Regions from separate parts of the Homo sapiens genome. Here regions 1 and 3 are each linked to region 2. Evidence: chromatin loops called from intact Hi-C (ENCODE). Cell type or tissue: Caco-2. All regions are shown on one strand.

The links. Hi-C counts contacts between places; a loop is a spot of excess contacts. Peaks named below come from ENCODE experiments on the same cell type or tissue, not always from the same donor. Only the 100,000 strongest peaks of a DNase experiment are listed, where the experiment ranks them.
Region 1: a loop joins it to region 2, with 4 times the contacts of the local background. A loop is called at or near these places in 8 of 110 quality-filtered maps.
Region 3: it touches region 2 in a loop (4-fold over the local background); 3 of 110 quality-filtered maps call a loop at or near these places.

Annotation. Positions count from the first base shown.
Region 1 is chr3:159,628,727-159,636,726 of GRCh38, reverse strand. The region is part of intron 4 of IQCJ-SCHIP1 (IQCJ-SCHIP1 readthrough); the gene reads right to left. The region is part of intron 1 of SCHIP1 (schwannomin interacting protein 1); the gene reads right to left. Among named protein-coding and RNA genes, the nearest start is that of IQCJ-SCHIP1-AS1, 140 kb to the left of the region's middle. RefSeq lists an enhancer at 4,135-4,645. In Caco-2, no CTCF peak of the experiment used is centred here; DNase peaks (open chromatin) are centred at 1,476 and 4,406.
Region 2 is chr3:159,728,268-159,736,267 of GRCh38, reverse strand. The region is part of intron 4 of IQCJ-SCHIP1 (IQCJ-SCHIP1 readthrough); the gene reads right to left. All of the region lies in intron 1 of SCHIP1 (schwannomin interacting protein 1), which reads right to left. Among named protein-coding and RNA genes, the nearest start is that of IQCJ-SCHIP1-AS1, 36 kb to the left of the region's middle. In Caco-2, no CTCF peak of the experiment used is centred here; DNase peaks (open chromatin) are centred at 3,377 and 3,897; H3K4me3 peaks cover 957 bases.
Region 3 is chr3:159,784,922-159,792,921 of GRCh38, reverse strand. All of the region lies in intron 4 of IQCJ-SCHIP1 (IQCJ-SCHIP1 readthrough), which reads right to left. All of the region lies in intron 2 of SCHIP1 (schwannomin interacting protein 1), which reads right to left. Among named protein-coding and RNA genes, the nearest start is that of IQCJ-SCHIP1-AS1, 20 kb to the right of the region's middle. In Caco-2, no CTCF peak of the experiment used is centred here; DNase peaks (open chromatin) are centred at 2,951, 4,801, 5,561, 7,401 and 3 weaker places.

The sequences.
Region 1 (8,000 bases), 100 kb after region 2:
AAATTTATTTCATGCCAATTTCCCTCTGGATGAAAAATAAATGTTTTAACCTATGATGAATTCATGTTTCAGATCCTGCTGGGTTGGCACATTGTAGATGCCTATCACTTCTACATTTAAATTAAGAAAGGAAAACAGCGGTAAATTTTATGACCTAGATAAAAATCACATTCCTTTACAATTCCTTATCCTTATAGCTTGATAACTTTTAGGTCCTGAAATTGATTTTTTAAAAAAGTCTAATTTCTTCCTTACAATTTATGGATTTCTCTCCCTCTCTGTTCTTCAATTAGCTTCAGCAGAGAAAACAGAGTTACCAGTGTGGTGCTTATGGTTTGATTCTCTTGTATTAATTTAAATGTAAAATATTGCAAAATTAGGCTGGGTGCGGTGGCTCATGCCTGTAATCCCAGCACTTTGGGAGGCCGAGGCAGGTGGATCACTTCAGGCCAGGAGTTCAAGACCAGCCTGGCCAACATGGTGAAACCCCGTCTCTACTAAAACTACAAAAATTAGCCGGGCATGGTGGCACATGCCTGTTGTCCCAGCTACTCTGGGGGCTAGGCAGGAGAATCACTTGAACCCAAAAGGCAAAGGCTGCAGTGAGCTGAGATTGTGCCACTGCACTCCAGCCTGGGCAGCAGAGCAGGACTCTGTCTCCAAAATAATAAAATAAAATAATAAAATATTGCAAAATTAAAACACTGCCAATAAAATCTCCATTTTTTTTCAAAAGAAAAATGGTTAGCATGAGATCTTTTCCATTGCATTCCACACCTGCCTACAAAACTAACAAAGTACAAGGCGTATACTTTCCTCTTTCTCCCAAATATCTATTAAGACAATGATAACTTTTATCAAGAAAAGAGCATAGTTTGATTCCTGAATGTTTATTTCTAAATCTCTTGTCCTCACAAAGAACTGCATTTGTGATTATGAAATGTCCTTCTTTACCTAAGTTTCGGTATGTTTTCAAATGAAAAGCTTTCAAATGAGAGTAAGCTGAAATGTTGAAATGAGAGTAAGCTGAAACATTTAAATGTTTTCAAATGAGAGTAAGGAAGCTAGACTCACAAAGGAGGAGAAATAATTTGTCATTCATCATTCATTTTCTCATTCATATACTCATCCAGAGGAAACATGGTGTCACACAGAAGAACCTGAGTCTCAATATCCCCTCAAGAAACTTACAAACCAGAAGGAAGAAGAAGCTATATTATAATTATATTACAGGCAGGATGGGAATCCCACAGGAATGGTATTTCACTATGCATAGATACTGCTCTATGGGTGGTCAAAACACTAAAATACTTCCATGTCAATTAGGTACAGCTACTCTTCTGGCCTCCCAAGCACCATCGTTGCCCCTCGAGTCCCTGACTAGAGACCCCCCATCCCTACCACCTCTCCCATGGTCCAGCAACTAAAAGTAGAAGGCTTGTGCTGGCTAGGAGCTCCTGCCCGACTGCTCCTCTGCTTGCTTGGCTAATGCCTGGGCAGTTGTGGTTGTGAAATATTTGACTTATCACTCATAGATAAATGATACAAAGAGAACAGGTTCATTGGGAAACAGCCTCCAGATGGATTTCAACTATCTGCAAAGTTAGAATTGTAAAAAGCAGAGTAAGAGGAATTGAAACTCCATTTTACAGCCTAGATTTGCAGAATATCTTCAGAAAATTCTGGTTCTTCTTATAATACAAAGACGAAGGTTGTAAGCAGGGCTGGCTACTAAAACGTGTGCATTTACAGATCAGGTGGAGCTCTCAAAAAACACAGGCATGGAAGTTTAGTTGCTTTGTTTGCCACCCATGATTTTCAGCTTGTGTTGTCAAATTTGCATTTGAAGGCGCTATTAAGCCATGGCATCAAAATAATGATGACAGTTGCTGCAAAATATAAGAAATCAAAAGGAAAAGGGGGGGAAAACTTCTGAAGAGAAGAATGGCTCCAAATGCGGTAATTATGCAGAGCTGTGACGAGCCTCATTCACATATAATGTATACTTTGGGCAAGGGAAGAAGTGCTGTACAAACAAATCTGAGAACAACCTGCAATTCCCATCAGCCACACACAGTGCAGGGGCTGCTTTTGTGGTCTAGACAAGAGTGACTCAGAAAAATAAGTAATTTGCAGTGGAGCACAGGCACTAAGGGAAATTTGTCAAAATCAGTGTGGAAGTCATAACAAAAGGAAGATAAATTTGGTTTCTTTGCCTTTGTGAAACCAACGACTAAACTGAGAGGTGGGCCTCTAACTGTTCAGCATTTCCTATTTGTTTATTCTGGCTGGAAAAACTTGAATTCTTACAGATTTTGATGAAATCTGATACACTGGTTTAAAAATAAATATTTGTTAACCAAAGTAATACACTTACATAGTTTATTTCTTTTTTTCTTATTTTTACGGTATGAAACATTACTAAAAGTAAACTAACCCTCTTCCATTCTTCATTTCTACCTCCCAGAGGCAATCCATTGCAACTCTTAATGACTTTTTCTTTTAAAATATACACTCTCTCTGCATTTCTAACTAGCATCTTAATATTACTATTGCTTATGTAACACATTTTAAACATAATCTCTTTATTTTCTGTTACTAAGCTCTCTAATTTACCCCCTAAAATCCTTGAAAAACAAATCCTCCAAACTTCCCCATATCCCATCCCTTCATATGTCACAATCTTTGGTTAAATCTATAGTCAGTCTTTGTTTTTGTCGCTAAATATTACTACTAAGTTGACTAGTGTTCTAAGATTACAGGTTTTTTTGAGTTAATTATTGCTTTTTTTACTGTTATGCGTAGGTCCATGTATGTATTTTCCCCACTCCAAATATTTCAAAAAACCCTCTAATGCCTATCACTAATATTTTCCAAATATTTCATCACATCAGATATCTGATTGTTCTAACCTTTCTTTAGTGGAAACTCTTTTTTTGGTTTATTTTCTTGTTTTGCTAAAAATGAATTCTCAATGTACTTCCTAATTAAGAGTGTATAGGATATATATTTCTTGAGCCATATATATGGAAAAATATATTTCTTCTTGCTTGTGCACTTGAGTTTTGATACGTCTGGTAGAAAATTTCATATTAAAATTACTTCCCTCTGAATTCCCAGGGAACTACTCCATTCTTTTCATGCTTCCAGTGTTGCTATTGAAGAGTCTGATGTCATTTTAATTTTTGAATTTTGTATGTGATTTACTTTTCTTCTCTGAAAGCTGTTAGGACTTTTTCTTTACTCCCAATGTTCTGCAATTTCACTGAGATGGTGTGCCCTGTGGGTGGGGCCCTTTCTCTCTCTCCCACCTCCATTTATTGTGCCGGGCATTGGTGGTACCTTTCAATTTGGAGACGTGTGCTTTTCAGGTCTGCCACATTTTTACATATTACATCTTTAATACATGTCACCCTCTGGCTTTTCTGTTGTCCCTTGTGGGATGAGCTTCCTTACAGAATAAATTCAAGGTTTATTATATGTATATAGATACCTGCAGTAGAAAGTGTGATATCTCAAAGGAGAAAAACACAGGGAAAATGAAGATTTTGTGTTAAAAATCTGTGTCCCAACCCTTAGTTCAATTCTGAAATTATGAGACTGCAGAGTTTAAAAGCAAAAGAATGAAATTCCAAGGTGTGGAATTTCAGGGTGTGGTCTGAGTTTTCAAGGGTGTGGCCATAAGTTTTCTCAGACCTAGGAGAAGGTTTTCACTGTTGGTGCTTATTCCCTGGGGCTATAACTGAACTAAATCTAGAGTCAACCTTCTGATACAACCCTAGAAGAAAAGGCAACTTTCATCTTCAGCACCTTATTTAGAAGTCTCCCACATGTGCCCCTTAACAGTTAAGGAGCTTTCAAGCTAGGGGTCCACATCTCCCCACCTTGTGGTTTAAACCTATCTTCTTTTGAAATATCCTGAGTATCATCAACATCAGGGACAGATTTCCTGGGAGCTCATCATAGTCCGTCCTCCCCTGGCAGTTCAGTTGCCCTTCAGTCAGACCAGCTCAAGACAAAACCCTGAGCAAACTAGCAGTGCTCTAGGTCTTTGCTTGATGATCCAATTCCATGGCAGGGCCCAGTTCTAAAACTATTTGTTCCAAGTTTGAGATACATGGCTACAATATCATTTGTGCTTTCTCTCTGACAAAGGGAAGGAGAGCAAGGTCCAGAAGCCAGTTGCTAATACAACAAAATTAGCTTCCCTCCTTTCCCCAAAATGGGAAAAGCCTTGGTGCCTGATGTTTGGTCCTACACAGCCAAAGGCCTCGCCCTGAGGGAGAGGGAGTCCCAGGAAGAAACTAGCTGATGTTTGCATCCCACCTCCTATTCAGTGGAAAGTTGTTATCTGACTCTTCTAATCTCTGCAGAGTCCTTCAGGCCAGCTGGGCAGCTGCATTCCAAGGGAGAAGTGTCTCTTTGAAGTTGGCGCCTGTAGACGTCTTGGCCTACATGGGGCTGCAGCGCAGAGCTAAAGCTTTGCAGAAGGCTCACAATAATCCGGATTCAGGCTACATCTCCTCCAAGAGGTTTTCTAGGGCAAGACGACACATAGCCACATTTTTCTAGTCCTCAAACGAGCTGGTTGCAAGGTTGTTGCCAGCCCTAGTACAATCTAGATGATGGCCTCTCCATTCCCAAGGGACTTCATACATAGCTAAAACATAGATTTAAAAAATCTTACCATATTTTTTTTTGTTTTCTTTCTTTTTGAAAAGTAAAATTTAGAGTTTTTAAAAACATAGAATACATATTCATTAAGGAAAAAAGAATACAAATAAGTGGAGAAAGTAAGAGATGAGGTGGGGGGTGCATATCACACAGAGAAACCATTGTTAATATTTAGAGATGTTCCATTTTTTTCCACTGCTTATTAAAAAAATTTTTTTGTGGTAAAATATAAAATTTACTATTTTAACCATGTTTAAGTGTAAAATTCAGTGGCACGAAATACATTCATAATCTTGTATAACCATCACAACTATCTAGAGTGTTTCATTATCTCAACCAGAAATTCTGTAACTATTAAGCGATAACTCCCTATTCCCCATTCCCTCCAGCCCCTGGTAACCTCTATTCTAATTTCTGTCTCTGTCGATTTGCCTACACAAAATAGCTCCTATTAGTGGAACCATACAATGTTGGCCTTTTGTTTCTGCCTTATTTCACTTAGCATAATATTTTCAAAGTTTATTGACAGGGTAGCGTGTGTCATAACTTAATTCCTTTTTATCCTTGAATAATATTTTATTGTATGTATTTACTTTGTTCATTGGCTGGTCAACACTTGTTTCTACCTTTTGGCTATTGTGACTCATGCCACTATGAACATTGGTCTTCAAGTGTCTGTTAGAGTTCCTGTTTTAAATTCTTTTGAGTATATACTTAGAAATGGAATTATGGGTCCATATAGTAATTCTATGTTTAAATTTTTGAGAAACCATCAAACTGTTTTCCACAGTAGTCACACCATTTTACATTCCCAGCTGCAATGCATGAGGGTTTTGATATCTCCATATTGTTGCCAACACTTGTTATTTTCTGGGTTTTTTTTTTTAAGTTTTAGTAATAGCCATCCTAGCATGTGTTAAGTAGTATCTTACTGTGGTTTTTATTTGCATTTCCCTAATTACTAATGATGTTCAGCACCTTTTCATGTACTTATTTCTCCTTTGTATGTTTTCTTTGGATAGATATCTTTTCAAATTCTTTGCCCACGTTTTAACTTTTTTTTTGGTACTTTCCTTGTAATTCAACTTTGGGTGAAAATGCACCACTACCCAAATCAGGAGGTTTGAATACCACATCTAATTTTAACACTATTATTTTTTAAGATTTTATCCAATTTCTTTTATTTCAATAGGCTTTTGGGGAACAGGTGGTGTTTGGTTACATGAATAAGTTCTTTAGTGGCGATTTCTGAGATTTTGGTGCACCCATCGCCCAAGCAGTGTACACCGTACCTAATTTGTAGTCTTTTATCCCTCACCTCCCTCCCTTTTCCTGTAGTCCCCAAAGTCCAATGTATCATTCTTATACCTTTGTGTCCTCATAGCTTAGCTCCACTTATGAGCGAGAATGTTTGTGTCCTCATAGCTTAGCTCCACTTACGAGTGAGAACGTATGATGTTTGGTTTTCCATTCCTGAGTTACTTCATTTAGAATAAGGGTCTCCAATTCCATCCAGGTTGCTGCAAATGCCATTATTTAGTTCCTTTTTATGGCTGAGTAGTATTCCATGGTGTATATATATATACCACATTTTCTTTATCCACATATACTCGTTGGTTGATGGGCATTTGGGCTGGTTCCATAGTTTTGCTATTGTGAATTGTGCTGCTATAAACATCTTTGCCCATTTAAAAATTGGATTGTTTCTCTTTTGTTTCTAGTCACTTTTTTACATAGTTTTAAAAAAAATTCTGTAGATGAGGTCATACAGTGTGGAATTTTTTCTTAATTTTCCGCATAACCATTGAGATTAATCATATGTGTGTTTTTCTTTCATCAGATTGAGCCCCTGAAGGTCAGTGATCAAGATTATGTCTCTGCTTCATTTTATGTATTCCCAATGTGCATCTCATATTTTAGTAAAGGGGAAATTGAAACTTTACAGTTTCATAAATGTGTAATGCTCTTTCATGCTTCTGGGGCTTTGTACATTCTCTTTGGCTGCCACTGTCTTTCCAATTTCCTTCATCTGCCTTATTTCCTTCTTACCCCTCATAATCCCAGCCTTCCCTGACTTTTAGAACAGAGTTGATAAGTTCCTGCTTTGTTCCGCCACTTATAATAGTGTCTTGCAATACTTTATTTACTTGTCTGTCCTCCCTCCTGGGCTGTGAGGTCCTTGACTGCAGAGTGCATGCCTTATTGGTCTTTGTATTCTCAGTGCCTGTCAAGGATTCTGGAACACAGCAGATATTTAATAAATGTGTGTTGAGTGAAGGAAATGTGGAAATTTGTTTTTAAAAATACAGGATTTGTTTATAAACATAAATGAGGCCCAGGGCTTTCACATGGTCTATTTTGTTTAATCTCTACAACAGCCTTGTGAAGGAGGTGGAATTGAGCCCACTTTACAGATGCAGAGGCTCAGGGAGGCTGTGACTTGCCCCAGGTCACATGCTGGTAAGTGTTGTCCTGCAACAAGTCACTTTCATTCTGGAAATCACAATTTGCTGTTGACTGCAACTGCCAGGCCTGTTGATAGGCATGATTCATCCTTTAAACTAACTGCCTGATCCCTGAACAATAAGATTTGGTAGGAATAAAGTGTTAATTCAGAAGCTCAAAGATAAAATGAAAGGTTTTGTACCAAAATGGGACAGGGTGAACTCATCTTTGGAAAAGCAAATTTCTGAAATAAGCAAATGGAGAAGACTTAGCCAGAAAAAGAAAATTCAGTGTTTTGTTTTTGTTTTTCTTTTTCTTTTTTCTTTTTTTAGACAGGGTCTCTTTCTGTTACCCAGAGTGGAGTGCAGTGGCTTGATCACAGGTCACTGCAGCCTGGACCTCCTGGGGTCTCAATGTCTTCTTAAGAGAATAATGTAATCAAGTTGTGTGTGTGTGTGTGTGTGTTTTTGTTTAACTTCAAGTAACTTGATGAGTTACAGATACAGAATATATTATGCATTATCATTACCGTATTTTCAGCATGTATAATTGATAGAATGTACTCTTTTGAGTTTATCATCTATTATTTTTAGGATAATGTCTAAATAAAGGAAGATTCACTTTTTTTACCTCATCTTTTGTGTATTTTATAGAGACAATTTTTCTTAAAGAGTGGGCTTTGTCTATTCTCCACCAACTGTATGTTTTTATGATTTTATGTTGTATTTTTAGTAAATTTTTACACATAAAAAATCTTTAAAACATAATCAGGTGCTGCTTTGATATCTTTAATATTTCAGATTTTATGGCCATGCTATAAAGGTCATTTTGTGTTTTGTTATTTTTTATATTGTTTTATTGACCTTGTTTTACACATAGAA
Region 2 (8,000 bases):
GGCTGTTTCCACAGTTAACCCCTGTAGCAGGTCTATGGTTGCCTCAGCATCGACTTCTTTTTGATTCCACCTAATTAGAAACATAACTTACATTTTTATTAAACATTAAATTTACACATCCTTAGAAACATATCCATACTTGCAGATTGTTCTAAAGTGTGTAGACAAGATCTGGGGCCATTACCTTATTATTAAGGTACAAGACTTTGTTAGACTATTGGGCATTCAGATCCAACATAATTACTGAGCACCTGTCCTGGCACATTTCATGCTTTCCCTGAACCACGTGCATAAGTGTTATTATCATTCTCATTATGCAGGCCATAGATCGAGGCTCAGACACATGTAGGAACTAGCCCAGAGTTTCAAAGCTACTTTAAGTGGACAAGTGTGGACTCTCAACACGTCTCCTGACAGAGGCTGTGTTAATCCATGACTAGAAGATGGGCTATGTGTGTGACCTGCTCTTCGTTTAGTTAAAAATGGCATACTTGATTCCCAGCTTATGTATAGGCTGGGATGTGAACTTCCAGTGGAATATTTCTGTTGCTGAAATTTGTCACCACCTTTCTAAACTGGTGACAGAATTTTTTTGGGTCATACACAGACTCATTGCAAGTAAGGCAAACCTACTCTTAAAGTGACCTAAACAATGAAAGTGCTGAAAGTAAGGATAATCATGTTCTTGAAGACAGCTGTGTGAATGGGTTAGGAGTTTTATAGAAAAGTAGCAATTGGGGCCAGGTGTGGTGGCTCACGTCTGTAATCCCAGCACTTTGGGAGGCTGAGGCGGGCAGATCACCTGAGGTCAGGAGTTCAAGACCAGACTGGCCAACATGGTAAAATCCCCATCTCTACAAAAATACAAAAATTAGCCAGGCATGATGACGGGTGCCTGTAATCCCAGCTATTTGGGAGGCTGAGGCAGGAGAATCACTTGAACCCGGGAGGCAGAGGTTGCAGTGAGCTGAGATAACACCACTGCACTCCAGCCTGGGCGACAGAGCAAGACTCCATCTCAGAAAAAAAAAAAAAAGTAGCAATTGGTTATTTTTGAAATACTTGTAAGAGGTGCCTTATGAGAACCAAAAAAGTTCCTTTAAAAATGCTTTTTAAGCTTATTATTGGAATAGACCACCTTTATAGAGATTCTAAGATAACTTATTATTGTTCTTTAAGACTATGGAGTAATTTTATATTAAAAGAAAACAATCAACAATTCTTCACGTCTCTGAACACAAAATAAGTGGAAGTGGGTTTGCTTTAGGAAGAGCTTTCAAACAGTGAGACTGGTTGATGATTAGGAATGGGTTTCCCAGTGAGTTGGGCATCCTTCTGTGAAGGGAATGGGCACAGGGGATGAAGTAACTGTAGTCCTAAAGCTGAGCTACACAGCTGGTTTCCGTTTTCAAAACTTATTTCCTTTGCCAAGGAACAGTGTAATTTCCCAGGCAATAGAAAAAAAAAAAAAAAAAAAAAAGACAAGAAAAGAAATGAGAAATAGCATTTATGGAGCCTATGCCGAGTTCTGGGGTCTTCTGATCCTAATTAACATTCATTCTTTTTACAAATAAGAAAGCTAAAGTTTAGACTGGCTGAGTAATTTGCCTATGGTTATGGAAATAAATGAAGAAACTAGAAATTTAACTCAGATCTGCTCAATTCTAGGCTGGAAACTGAGGCACAGATAAAGTAAGTGGCTTGTGTGAAGTTGTAAGATCCATATGTGACTGAGGGCGGGGAGAGTCATTGAGTGAAATGTTTGGGAAGACACATCTTTTTTTTCGTTGGAAATACCTTGACTTATCTTATAAAAGATAACAGTATGGGCTGGGCACTGTGGCTCATACCTGTAATCCCAGCACTTTGGGAGGCCGAGGTGGGCGGATCATGAGGACAGGAGTTCGAGACCAGCCTGACCACATGGTAAAACCCCGTCTCTACTAAAAATACAAAAATTAGCTGGGCATGGTGGCACGTGTCTGTCATCCCAGCTACTCAGCAGGCTGAGGCAGGAGAATCGCTTGAACCTGGGAGGCGGAGGTTGAAGTGAGCCGAGATTGCGCCATTGCACTCCAGTCTGGGCGACAGAGCAAGACTCCCTCTCACAAAAAAAAAAAAAAAAAAAAAAAGTAAACAATAATAATAATAACAATATGGTACTTTTAGAGATTTTTCAGCTTTAAGGATAGAATTTTGTTTTTCTTTGTGCATCTATATTTGAAAGCAATGTATTTGACACTGCTTTCTGGATTTGCTTGGTACAAAATGAAGCAAAACTATACCCATGCACTCTGCTGTCTTCCACATTGTGAATGCATAAGTTAACTTTTTGCTTGGGACACCAATGTTTCTGAATGAGAAAGGTCCAAAGTAAAGCCCTTTGTGATTTTAGAGTCAAGAACAGATCTTTCTTTTCAGTAACCAATAATCACCACTTTGCCCATCCATCAGAAGTCGGAGGAGAAGAGAGGAACCCTTATACTAACAAATCCCTCGTGATAAAACAAAATCTTTTTTCATGAACATTCTGTCTTTAGAAAGCACTAACAAGTGGATAGAGCACTTGTTAGTTAATAATAAGAAGAATTCTTCAGTGACTACTCAGATGAATGAATATTTTTAAAAGGCATGGAGTATGTAAGGAATTTTAATCCAGCCTTCTTGTTCACTCCCCCACACAACTGTAGAGAAACCACTGCCTCTGAATGATGAATGGACCTTGACTCAACTAGGAGGAAAGAGGACCCCAAGCCCTGTAATTTAGCATCTCTTTTTTTAAATTCCTGGGTGGACTCCTTTTTTGGCTGTAGGCTCAGTTAAACGGCTTTGGATATTACGTAAAATGACCATCAAGTGTTTCTCCTTCTATACTACACCCATCTCTTTTCAAGCTCTCAGTAAAATCCCAACCCCAGCTGTATATACATCTCAATCTTAGAGAGAAACACATTTCTGCTAGGAAATCTTTAGCTATTAAAAAGTTTTATTAGTTAATTTCAAATTAATATTGTACCAGGCTCCAGACCATGGAGGAAAAAAATTCAAGAAGCTGAGTTAGTAAATGACGGAGCAGTAATTAGCTTAAATGAGATTTCTTCCAGCCCTTTGCTGGAAGAAAGATGACACAGAAAATCTGAGATGTTTCTGTGGATGACACAGAAAATCTGAGCTTAGAAAATCTCTCTTCTCTGCATGTGGTACTATGAGGATGCCAGAGATGCATTTCCACAATCATAGTCTTGTTTATTTATTTAGTCTCCTACTGCAGTGCTTCACACATGCACCCCCACCTCCTGCTCTGTGGCAGCCAAACCCTAATGGCTAACAAGCCAGGCTGCAAAAAGGGTTAAGGCTGCAGCCTTCCAGGCCTATAGACATTCCAAACATTCATGTACTTTCTCCTCTGCAGTCTGGTCCTGTAGCTCCAGCTCCTGGAAAGCCTTCAGCACTTGCAGAAGCAGTATTTCCTACCAGCTATGTTTGGTTTTAACTTGCGGTTCACCAGGTTATATAGCTCAAGAGTCTAAACTTATCCCTCCACGGTCTTATCTATAATTTGTCCCTCTTCCCCAGCTGAATTTGTTTCCCCTGCCCTGCCCTGCCCTGGAAATGCCTCAGGGCCTTCTGTAACCTTGCTGCCTTCTCCCCACAGGAAGTTAGATGCATCCTCACTGGCTGCATTACTGCACATTTCCCTTGTAACCTTGTTTTTTCCTTCAACTCAAACTTCTCCAAACAGCACCATCTCTGCTGACCCTGAAATTCTCTAGCCCTTTCATACCAGTCTTTCTAACCCGCCATGAGAACGATTATAGAGGGCAAATTGCGGAGAGAAGGTTTGGGAACTCACCTGCACAGCAGCAAGGATCAGACACAGGATGGGGCTGCCCGCAAACTTCCCAGGGACTGTCTGCAGCCAAATCTCTTGGCCTTAAAGGGACAGGGCACTTTTCACCATATAAGGAAGACAATTTCACTTGACTGCTTTGGAACCTGTTTGGGCAAGAAGCAGCTCCTCTTGACATTGCCTGCCAGGCTTCAGCCTTTTGAGGAAATTTGGAGCCTGACAATTCACAAGTTTCTGCACATAGTAGGCAATTTAATAATTCCTAAATAAGGGGCCAGGCGTGGTGGCTCACGCCTGTAATTCCAGCACTTTGGGAGGCCAAGGCAGGTGGATCACCTGAGTTCAGGAGTTCGGGACCAGCCTGGCCAACATGGTGAAACCCAGTACCCAGTCTCTACTAAAAATACAAAAATTAGCCAGGTGTGTTGGCGGCCTCCCAGCTACTCAGGAGGCTGAGACAGGAGAATGCTTGAACCTAGAGGCAGAGGTTGCAATGAGCCAAGATTGTGCCATTGCACTCCAGCCTCGGCAGCAGAAAAAAAAAAAATTCCTGGATAAGGCACAAGAAAGATATTTGGTGGGCTAATTTTAAAGGCCAGAAAACCCTTTATGTGGGACTTATTCTCTTACAAAAATGGTTTCTGGCAACTGTGAAGTCTTCCTCAATTATATGAAAGGGCTTCTGCTTCTATTTCAGGTTTGGCTTCCTTGAGACAGAGGATCTTGCTCGCCTCAAAGAGGAGGGCAGTTTGCCCCCTTCCTCCTGACTCCAAGACAAAAGAGAGAAGACTGAAGAGTGGTAAAGCTTGTGGTGTGAGATTTGGATTGTTGTAAGACACATTTGCGCTGCATCCTGAAAACAGTGAAGTGGAGATGATTTTGCTCTTTCAGCAGATAGAGAGCCCTTCCGAAACAGATAAACACGCACAGTCCTCAGTGGAGGCCCTCTACCGGCCTCGTCTACTCCTGAGCACACCTCTTGGACTCCCTTGGCTAAAGCCCACAGCTGAAGCTTGAGGGTTCCTTTTACCTTCCAGCTGGCAGGGACGAGGATGTGCTTTAGCAAGAGCAAAGATTTTCTACTGATAATATTCAAATGCAAAGCTGTCCTGTTGATTTGGGGGTGGATTAAAAGTAATTATAAAATGTTAGATTCTAAGAAGAGAGTAGAGCCTAATTTGGTCATCACTTTTGTGGTAACATACTTCTTTCTTTGCTGCTAACTGGATATTGTCTTTGAAAATGCTTTGACGTCTGCCAGGTGGCTCCAGCCAGCACCTACTCTTTTTTGCTTAGCTTACTATGCCTAATATCCAGTGTCTGAATCACAGATTTGGGATCTTTTAAAAACGGAATTTGGCGCTTGATTATAGAGTCTCATACTATCTTCACATCTTACTTTCTTGCATAAATTTTGAGTTTTAAGGACAAAGGCCACTCCATATTCCTCCTACTCTGATTAACTCCCAGCATGGAACAAGCATGTAGTAGAGTGGGAAATCTTTGTTGGATTTAATCAACTGAATGGAACCCTGGGTTTTTGTATGATGTCTAGATAGTTTTATGAATAAAATAGGTGTTTACTAAATAATTGTTTAGTAAATGGCTAACCCATCCCAGCCTCACTGGGAAAGAGAGGGAAAGGGGAGCTCCTCTCCCTTTTGCTGTGGTCAAATAAATACATGATTTATTTGCTTTACTCTCTCTTTTATATCAACTAGTAATTTTCATATCATTAAATTTTCTTTAAGGGAAGAGGTCAAAGGAATATCTTTAAAAGGTAATTATTGTGATTACTCTTTGATCCAGCAATCTAATTTCTAGGAATTTAATCTAATGAAATAATTAAAAAGAGGCAAAACATTATATTAATAGAGCTACTCATTGCATTACTATCTATAACAGCCATAACAAGAAATGACTTAAAGTTTCTAAGGTTATTTCATACAGTAATAATAATAGCTCATGCTGATTGATTGCTCATCATGTACCAGGCACTGCTCTAAAAGCTTTATGCAGATTAACCCACTTAATCTGTAATCTCACTTAATCTGTCTCAATTCTCATGTCAAACCTATGAGGTAAAAATGGTCATCATCCCCATTTTATAGGCCAGAAGACTAAGGCGCAGAGGTTAAAAAATTCCCATTTGGATTGAGGTATTTTGGCACCAGCATTTACAGTCTTAGCATCATTCTTTGCTCTCATTAGGACTTCCTGAACATTATAATAGGCACTAGGGACAGACAGATTTATGAAACAGAAAGGACTCCACTTCATATAGCCATTAAAGATAACAATTATGAAAACTATGTACAAATAAGGAAACATGCTAATTTATATGGACATACATATTTATAGATACATTATGATGCCATTTATTTCATATGGATAGATATAGTGTAGATATAAATTGTGATCTTTTTATTTAACAACATATCTTGGATATTATTCCATATCCAGGCCTGCAGATCTCCTTTACTTTTTAAATGGCAGAATACAAGGCTGTCTTCTGGGAATACACCACAATTTAACCAGTGTCTTATTGATGTACATTCAGACTGTTTCTAGTCTATTGCAGCTAAAATAGTTGCGTAATGAATATCTTTATTTGCCATATGTGATTTCAACAATAACCAAGAAATCTTATTTTTGTTGCTATTACATTCAATTAATCATTTGATTTAGGGAAAGTTGACTTCTTTATGATATTTAGTCTTTTTATCTAAACACAGGGAATGCCATTTCATTTTATCAAGATTCAGTTACATATATTCTGCATGTTTATTGTTATTTTTATTCTAATGTATTTTATTATTCTAGAAGCCATTTTAAATGGGAACTTTTTCATTATGTTTTCTAACTTGTTTTTATACAGGAAAGTTATTGATTATTGCATTTAATAACCAGCTTTTGTACTGGATTATCTTATTGTTTCCAATAATTTTCTATGTGACTCTCTTTTAGCTATGCGATCATATCATCTGTAAATAATTATCACTTTGGCTCATCCTTTTCATTGTTTTATACATTTATTTCCTCTTATTTAATTGGGTAGTACTTAAACAATATTAGTTACATATGTTAAACAATGGCACCATTTCCTCACATTATTGGGAAGGCTTTTTGTATTTCATCATTAAACAACATGCTGCCTTGGAAAAAATAGGTAATTTTTTTACCACTACCACAATATTATAAAGAGAGTTTTATCTGGAACACTTCTATTTTCTTTCTTTTCTTTTCTTTTTTTCTTTTCTTTTCTTTTTTTTAGACAGAGTCTCACCTGTCTCCTAGGCTGGAGTGCAGTGGTGTGATCTCAGCTCACTGCAACCTCTGCCTCCCGGGTTCAAGTGATTCTCCTGCCTCAGCCTCCCAAGTAGCTGGGACTACAGCATGTACCACCATGCCCAGATGATTTTATACTTTTAGTAGAGATGGGGTTTCACTATGTTGGCCAGGCTGGTCTTGAACTCCTGACCTCAGGTGATCTGCCTGCCTTGGCCTCCCAAAGTGGTGGTATTACAGGCATGAGCCACTGCGCCTGGCCGGAACACATCTATTTTTAATGAGTAAACCTGAGAGCTTCAAAACCCCCTGGCCTGACTGCCAGGAATAATTCTGTTTCTAACTGTCCCCCACTATTTCTCCAGGGATCCAGGGCCTCTCAGAGTTCACCTGAGCTTTCCCAAGTCTGGTTTGTTCTCTCTACCCTGCTGCTACTACTGCAAGTGACTTTCACAAGATGCTTCTGAGCATAGCATTGCTCTGCTGTGACCACTGCAGGTAACCCATCCCAGCCTCACTGGGAAAGAGAGGGAAAGGGGAGCTCCTCTTCTTTTGTTTCTCCAACCAATGTGAGACAGATTCTTCCCTTTATCTCATAAGACAGCTGATGCCAGGAACCAATTTAATAAGACATTACTTAGGCATGGAACAACTTAACAAGACATTACTGGAAGTTGGCAGTGAGTGGGGGAGAAGTAGTATAGCACCCTCTAGACTGGTCTTAGGGTCCCCTGTGAAGCTGGTTGCCTGCCTCATTCTCCATCCTCCTTCAGATGTCAAGAGAATTTCTGCCTTTTGGAACTTGGACAATATTGGCCACCTACCCAGAGAGAGGAGAAGGATAATCCAGACATAAAGGTAA
Region 3 (8,000 bases), 57 kb before region 2:
ACAAATTCCTGATTCAGTTAAAAATTACATCCAAATTCTTTCTAAAATTTTAATTCAGTACTCTAGCCACTAGAACAGAACACATCTCTACACCCAACCCCAAATAAAATCTCCATTCCAATAAACAAACTATCAACTTGTAAGTAAATATGAAAACCAAAGGCCTGAAAAATGGTTAAAGCATTTGAATTTTTAAAAATTCTCTTGTTAAAACCTTATAAATGACAATCCAGCCACTTCAAATCCTTACTAGAGATGAGCAAGGGAACTGTAGCCATTTCCTTCTAGGCCAATGACTAAAAACTAATAAACAACTAAAATGCCAACTAATTGTGTGAATGAAATACAGATATCTAAGCAAACAAAAACTCTACTATTAAATTTTACAATGACTAAAAAGTCTGTACCCAAACCATAGATGATTATCAAAATAATAACAACATGTTACCATTTATGAAGCCTTTATTATGTTCCAGACAATTGTCAAGTGCTTTACCACATACAATTCTTTAACAGCCTTGCAGTACCAGTGTTCATCCTCACATCCAGGATGAAGCAACTGAGCTCCACAGGGTGAGACTCTTAGGCGGTAGAACTGGAATTCAAAGCCAAGTCTGTCCTATGCCCCAAGCCATGCTCTTCCACACCGCCTGAGTCTCCTCTGCCTCCATACCTTTGAGGCACAGCCTGGCACTTGACAGGCCCCCTAATAAAGACTCATTGAACTGAGCTGAATACAATACAAGGAGGGCACTATCAGTACCAACTCCATTATCTCCAGGAATGAACAAACAAAGGAATTGTACCAAAAAGAGATGCCCATGGAATTCTAATCTTTAGAAGAAAATGAGTCATTTTTTTTCTAGGCCCAAGATAGACACACACAGATGAAAATAATTATTATGGGCACACACGTTCATACCCCAAATAGAACATGACTTTTTAAAAAATGTCAAAAGTTAAATAAGAATATTACCCGGCATTCCATTTTCCAGGATTTTAAAAATAAATTGAGATTTTTCCTCATTAAGATAAAAGTATTTTCTAATAATCACTGGGGAATAATCTGTATGATAATCAAAAGGGATTAATGGATTCCTTTCCTTGTTCTTTATCAGTAACAGATTCCTCTCTCACTAATATTACCCTGTTTTATAGTCAGATAAGTGAATACAACTGATAATAAAGGCCAACAAGGAAGAGGGAAAGCAAAGGAAGCCACGGGCTTCTGCTCTGATGCTAAGACTGTGTGAAGGATGTTTCCCAGGCTCCTTTCTCACCTGGCTCCCTGCTAGATCTTGCCAATGGGAGGCATGGGGGAATGGCCAGCAAGAGGAGGGCCCAACTCCTGTAGGACACCCCTCCAGCAGCTGCAGAAAGCTGGCCCTTGGGCACCCCTGCTGTGACTTGACTGAGGTTGCCAGATGCCCCAAGCAGGACTCTGTCTCCCCTCCCTGAGGGCTATGCCTGAGCCACAGCAGGCACCTGCCGGGAAGGTTCTGGTAACATCGCCTCTTCCCTTTTGTTGTCTTGGTCCCAGGAGTGGTGGCTGCTTCTTGCCGTTACTAGTCTCTGTGTTACCTTGGTTTCCACATTTTGCTCTTTCTGTGTTTTTTTTCACTTGTTTAACTGATTCCTTGCATTAAATCTGCTCCCTGAAATTCTTAGAATGGTTTCTATTTGCTGATGGGCCCCTGGGCTGATATGACAATGAAACTGAGAGGTTAAACGTGAGACTGCACCTCCCTGCACTGAGTGGTTGAATCTACTTATCTGCGCTGAGGTCCCTATTCCTTTGAGGAAGTTCCAGGGCCACCTTATCCCCTTGCCTTAGGTTATCTATTCAATTGTGTTTCATAAGAAGTCCAAGGCAGGCAAGGTGTGAGGGGTCCGCCCAGACTCAGGCCACATTCTGATTTCTCAGAAGCGGTTTTAGGGCCAAACTTTCCATGCTGAGGATAATTGCAGGATTCTAAAAAAAGAATATTAAAATAAATAACATAAACACAACTTTTTCACAACACAATTTGGTTTAAAGGATTAAGAAACAAATCCCATTTTTCATGTAAAAATCTTAAAATAGCAATGATAAAGGCAGAAAGCCAAAGCTTAGGGGAAAAAAATGCTTCTAAGTGGACATGAAAAATTTTGAAAATATGAAATGTATAAGTATTTTTTCAAAGTCAGGTCCTCTCAATGTGCAGAGAAAGATGGAAATAGCCTTTTTGTTTTCTTTTTGAGACAATCTCGCTCTGTCACCCAGGCTGGAGTGCAGGGGCTCAATCTCGGCTCACTGCAACCTCCACCTCCTGGGTTCAAGTGTTTCTCCTGCCCCAGCCTCCCAAGTCGCTGGGACTACAGGTACATACCACCATGGCCAGCTAAATTTTTGTATTTTTAGTAGAGATGGGGTTTCACCATATTGGCCAGGCTGTTCTGGAACTCCTGACCTCAAGTGATCCGCCCGCCTTTCAAAGCGCTGGGATTACAGGCGTGAGCCACTGCACCCAGCTGGAAATAGTCTTTTACAGAAAGATTGTAACTTCACTCAAATTATTACCAAGAAAGGAAACCGAGCATATGAAGGACATACATTAACACATTCTAATGCTGCTCAAGTTCCTCTTTCATAAAAACAGTATAAGTTATATCCAATAAAAAGTTTCTGTAAAAGGTAACATTTTAATGATTCACTAAAAGCATTTCCAATTTCTATGAACTTTGAGCCCAGCTGCTGAGTAGAGTCTGAGGAGCAGAGAGGAGCACTCTTTCAGCCCAGTAAATACCAAAGCTTTCAACTGAAAACATCCATTCCTCCAAAGTTGCCCCTGTCTTAATCCAAGTATAAAGTCCAGGTAGAGGGGGGCCTTGGGCAGGAACTGAGAATATGACCCTTCTGGCGGTGGGAGCGGTTGCAGCAATTAAATCACCTGTTTTGGATCATTGGCTGGGATCCCCAGTTCCTTCCAATTACTGACTGCTCACCTTTCAGTGGAGCTGCCCACAGGATGGACTGCCCCTCCCAGGCTGACAGGATTGTTCTGCTCACCACCGTAGTTTTAGTGCTTATCATAAATCAATAAATTGGCATTGCTATTTTACACATCAGGTTTGGAATCATGGTTTACTGGGTACATCCCTGATAAATAAAATTATCTTTCTTATGATAACAAAATCAGTTTCTGGGCCACGAGGCTAAGGGTCAGACCCTGAATTATGTAATCTTATCATTCTCAAAGTATGATCCCTGGACCAGCAGAATCAGCGTTACCCGGGACTTGTTTGAAATACAAATTTTGGGGCCCAACCCTAGACCTCCTGAATCAGGAGTGTGGAGCCCAGCAATTGTGTTTCAAACAAGTGTTCCAGGGGATTCTGATTCCTGCTCAAGTTTGAGAGCCACTAAATTGAAATGACAGTTATTTGGAGGTGGGGGATTATGGTTAATTTTGTGTCAACTTGGCTAGGCCATGGTGCACAGTTGTTTGTCAATGCCAGGTGAGATGTTGCTGTGAAGGTGTGCTTTCGATGTGATTAACATTTAAATCAGTCAATTCTAAGTAAAACAGATTACTCTCCATAAAGTGGGCCGGTCTCATCCAATCAGTTGATGACATTAAGAGAAAAGAGAGGTCCCCTGAAAAGGACGAAATTCTGCCTCCAGACAGCCTTTAGACTCAAGATTGCAACATTAACTTTTGAAGGAATTTCCAGCCTGCTGGCCTGGACTTGCCAGCCCTCGAAACTGCATGAACCAGTTCTTTAAAATCAATCTCTCTCTCTCTCTCTGTATATATAGATACACACACACAACCTGTATACATACACATATACAGGTTGAGTATCTCTTATCTGAAATGCTTGGGACTAGAAGTGTCTCAAATGTTGGATTTTGTTGGATTTTGGAATATTTGCATTATGCTTACTGGTGAGGCATCCCTAATCTGAAAATCTGAAATATTCCACAGCATTTCCTATAAGCATCATGTCAGCCCTCAAAAAGTTTAGAATTTTGGAGCATTTTAGATTTCAGATTTTTTAATTACAGATGCTCAATTTTATATATATGTAAGGTGAATTATATATATATTATACCCTATTGGTTATGTTTCTCTGAAGAACCCTGACAAATACAGGGTTCATATGTTCATATGTTTAATGCATGTATCCTACATTAGGACTAGGATTTTATCTTTTTTTATTTTTAGCACTGTATGCTCAGTGCCTAGTATGTAGTAGTTAGGCTCTCCATGCATATTTTTGGTGAATGAATGAAGTGTGGTGAACTCACCAAGAAAGGGAATTGGATAATTTGGCCCTGAGAGGGGGCTCTTGGAAATCAGCCAAACCTGAAAATACCTCCACTGAATTCCTTTGGGCAATAAACCTCTCCTCAGGAATCTTCTAGAGTGTGTAGATGAACCAACAGGAAATCACATCCAGGAATTGTGTTGAGTGTCTCTGTATTTAATTTCTTACAAGTGAAAGAACGCTCTACACTCGGCAGGCCACTCTTCAGCTTTGTTTCTATCCACAGGCCATGATTTTAAGTGCAGTGACTGCATTTGGCACTTCTGTAACGCCTTGTATTTAAAACCAGCTTTTAGAGTAGATCCCTATCAGTACTTTGTTTTTCTGGAAAGAGTGAAATTGAAAACTTAGCCTCAAATATCATCTATTTTAGTGTCAGCCCCAATACCTTAATCTAAAGAAGGTGCTTTCCTGAGAGATGGGAGCAGACTTTGAGGCCGACACTCATCTCTACTCCCACGTCACACCCTCTGTGGGGCCAGCTCACTCAAAACAGCAGCAGAGCTTAGTCTCCAGGCTGCGGGGATTGTTGTAATGCTATTGAAGACGGGTCAAAAGTCATCTCGATAAGATTATTTTGAAACCTCTAGGATAGCAATTCCATCTGCTATATGAAATCAGAAAAAGTAAACATTCCTTGGTTAACCTTCATCATTCCCCTACATAAACCTCAATCACATTTCTTTGAAACCATGCCAGATTTTCAGTGCTGGCTAATAGGATTCAGGCTCAGATGAGGGAAGTTGGTCCAAATGTGTGAAGTGGACAACAGTGGCCAGAGGGGAGGACTTAAGGGCCAACTAATGCTTCTTCAACTCAGTAGCCAGTCCTGTTTGAAACTTTGAAAATGCTGTTAAGCTGCAAAGTGTTCCTTCCCTTAGAGAAGGAAAAAACTAAGAATTAGTTTGGTGAATTTGCCCTCCATTTACCTGGCAATTTGCTCTCCACAAATCTGGCATGATTTCAAAGAAATGTGATTGAGGTTTAAGTAGGCGAATGACAAAGGTTAACCAAAGAATATTTACTTTTTCTTATTTCATATAGCAGATGGAATTGCTATCCTGGAGGTTTCAAACACAGAATACAAGGAAAGACATTCATTATTTCACTAGGAATCCATTCCGCTCACTAAGCTCCTACCAGATGCTGGGGCAGCCTCTGGGGCAGGGCCCAGGTAAGGCTGACAGTCATCTAGTGTCCAGAGAAAGAACCGAAAAGCTTGAGCCAAGTGTGTATGAATGTATGTGGGGTAAAGTGTGATGGAAAAAGCCGAGGGAGATGACTCAGCAGCTTCCAGTGTTTACAAAGACAACCAACACCTAAACCAAACAAAAAGGACTGAAGGCTAGGCAGAGGCTCGTATCCTATATTCAGTCCATATGGGAGCTACTTTGAAGTCAATTTTAAATTAAGTCACCTGGGAGTTGGAATTCTAACTCAACCACTTACCAGCTATGTGGAAGTTACTAAATCTTCCTAGGTTTTAATGTTCTCATCTTTTTACTAAAAAGGGGTACAAAGTTTGTTGAGAGGACAAAAATAAGATTACATAGGTCAAATCCCTGGTATCTAATCAGACCCAAAGTCAACCCTCAACAAGTCTTCTCCTTGCCAGTCAATACCAAAGCTGGCCAGTCACGCACCTACTCAGACTCGCTTACTGTGAGTTCTTCTTTGTCTTCAAAACTGTCTTCAGTGCTCACTTTAATTTTTACAAAAATATTCGGCTTTTTAAAGGGGGAAGGGGTTACTCTAAATTATTTGTCTTGTAAACTGAGGCCCCAGGGAAGGATTCTACGTGCTGTGGCTGGTCCAGCTGTGATGCTTCATTTCTATTAACCATCCCTCCACTACACACAGACCACAATCACACCACAAAACACACACACACACACACACAGTGCACACGCGCAGACACACACACACACACACACACACACACACGCTTTGACTCAGAGTCACTTCACTGCTTATCTGACTAAAGGTGCGAAACTAAACTATGATTTATGACCATTCCTTCTCATTTCAGTTTCAGCAGCACGAAATCCATTTCTCAGTACATTTCAAGGAAGAATAGTCATTGATATTTAAGAAGCATTAATGTTTTTGAACAGACATATGCCAATACCTCTAATAGGAATTAATAACAACTCAAATCCATATGAATCCATTTTGGCTCAATTTGAATAATTTGAGAACTATAATAATCTTTAAAAGTATCTTTTAATTTCATTATACTTTGAAGATAGCAATGTTGATGTCCAGATGACCATCACAATAAGGGTATCATAGATGATTTAGAGGTTAGGAAATGTCTATTAAAACTTGCTGGAAAAAAAAGCAGACTTTTTAGATTGCTATATTTGCTGAAAAGGAGACCTATGTTTAAATCATTCTAACCAATAAAGAATTAACAGATTTTGCTTCATGGCACTACAAACAGCTGTTGAGTAAGTCTTCCAGGTATTTCCTGCAGGGTTTAAAAATCTTGGGATAAAAATAATAAGATCTTATAATGAACCTTATTAACAGAAAGAAATGTAATAAAAATTATTATCTTTGATTTTCCCCATAGAGGGAGGGAAAATATCAACTGCATATTTTAAATAGATGTTTAAAACAACAAAAAAGAAAATACACATACAACAAAAATAAGATGTTTTAAAATTTCCCAAACATATATTCATGTCCCCAAAATAAATCTGATGTTTCGACCAGTTTGTTTCATATAAACCAAACAATCGTTGTCTATGAAAGTATAAGCTGCCCCAGTGATGGATAGCTCTTTTGTTTCTACAAACAGCAGCATTCAGTGGGTACCCTGGATGTTTTGCTAAAACTTCTAACTAGCATTCTGTTTATTATTCAGATTGATTAGAAAAATATATTTTTCTTTTGACAGTTGGGTGGCTTTTTAAAGAATTACTTGTTTCAAATTACACACTTCTATTGCAACACTTGAATCTGACACCTCAAGCATAAGCTACAACTTGCTGGCTCCCCATCTCCCAACAGAAAAAAAAAAAAAAAACCAACAAAACTATGGCCCTGAGAGGATGGCTCTGTATTTACATTCAGCATCATATATCAGCATTTACCAGGGTGAGGCCAATGGCTGTCAACTCCTGGCTCTTAGTCAATATTTAATCACTGTTCAGTTATGTAGGAAGAAGGAAACATTCCATCTCCCGATAACATGTCTTTAATATGAAAAAAGCTTTCACTACATTTATGGAAGCTTGGTTATGCTTCTTAGAAAAACTATCAAATTGAGATGTTGCACAACTGTTCTGATATGGCATTTTAAGTGCATTGCCATTGGTAGGTGTATAAAATGAATAATACTTAATCATGATTTTTTAACAGTATTACAGAATTTTGGGTTCACCCTGCAACCTTTTTATTTTATTCATTTGTTTATTTACTAACGGAGAAAAGTGGCTGGAGAAAAAAATGTATGAAATCCTCGTCTAGTTCATAACCTCTAGCTCTGGTTCAGTCTCTGAGCTATGAAGCAAAGCAGCCATACCAAGGAAAAAAATTCACATTGGCTTTTTGACTGTTACTTAATTTAAAAGATTCCACAGTTTTGTTTTTTGATAGAGCTTTGTAAATAATTTCCTCAGACCTAGCACCGTGATTTAAAACCATTTACTTGGGCCAGGCGCAGTGGCTCACGCCTATAATCC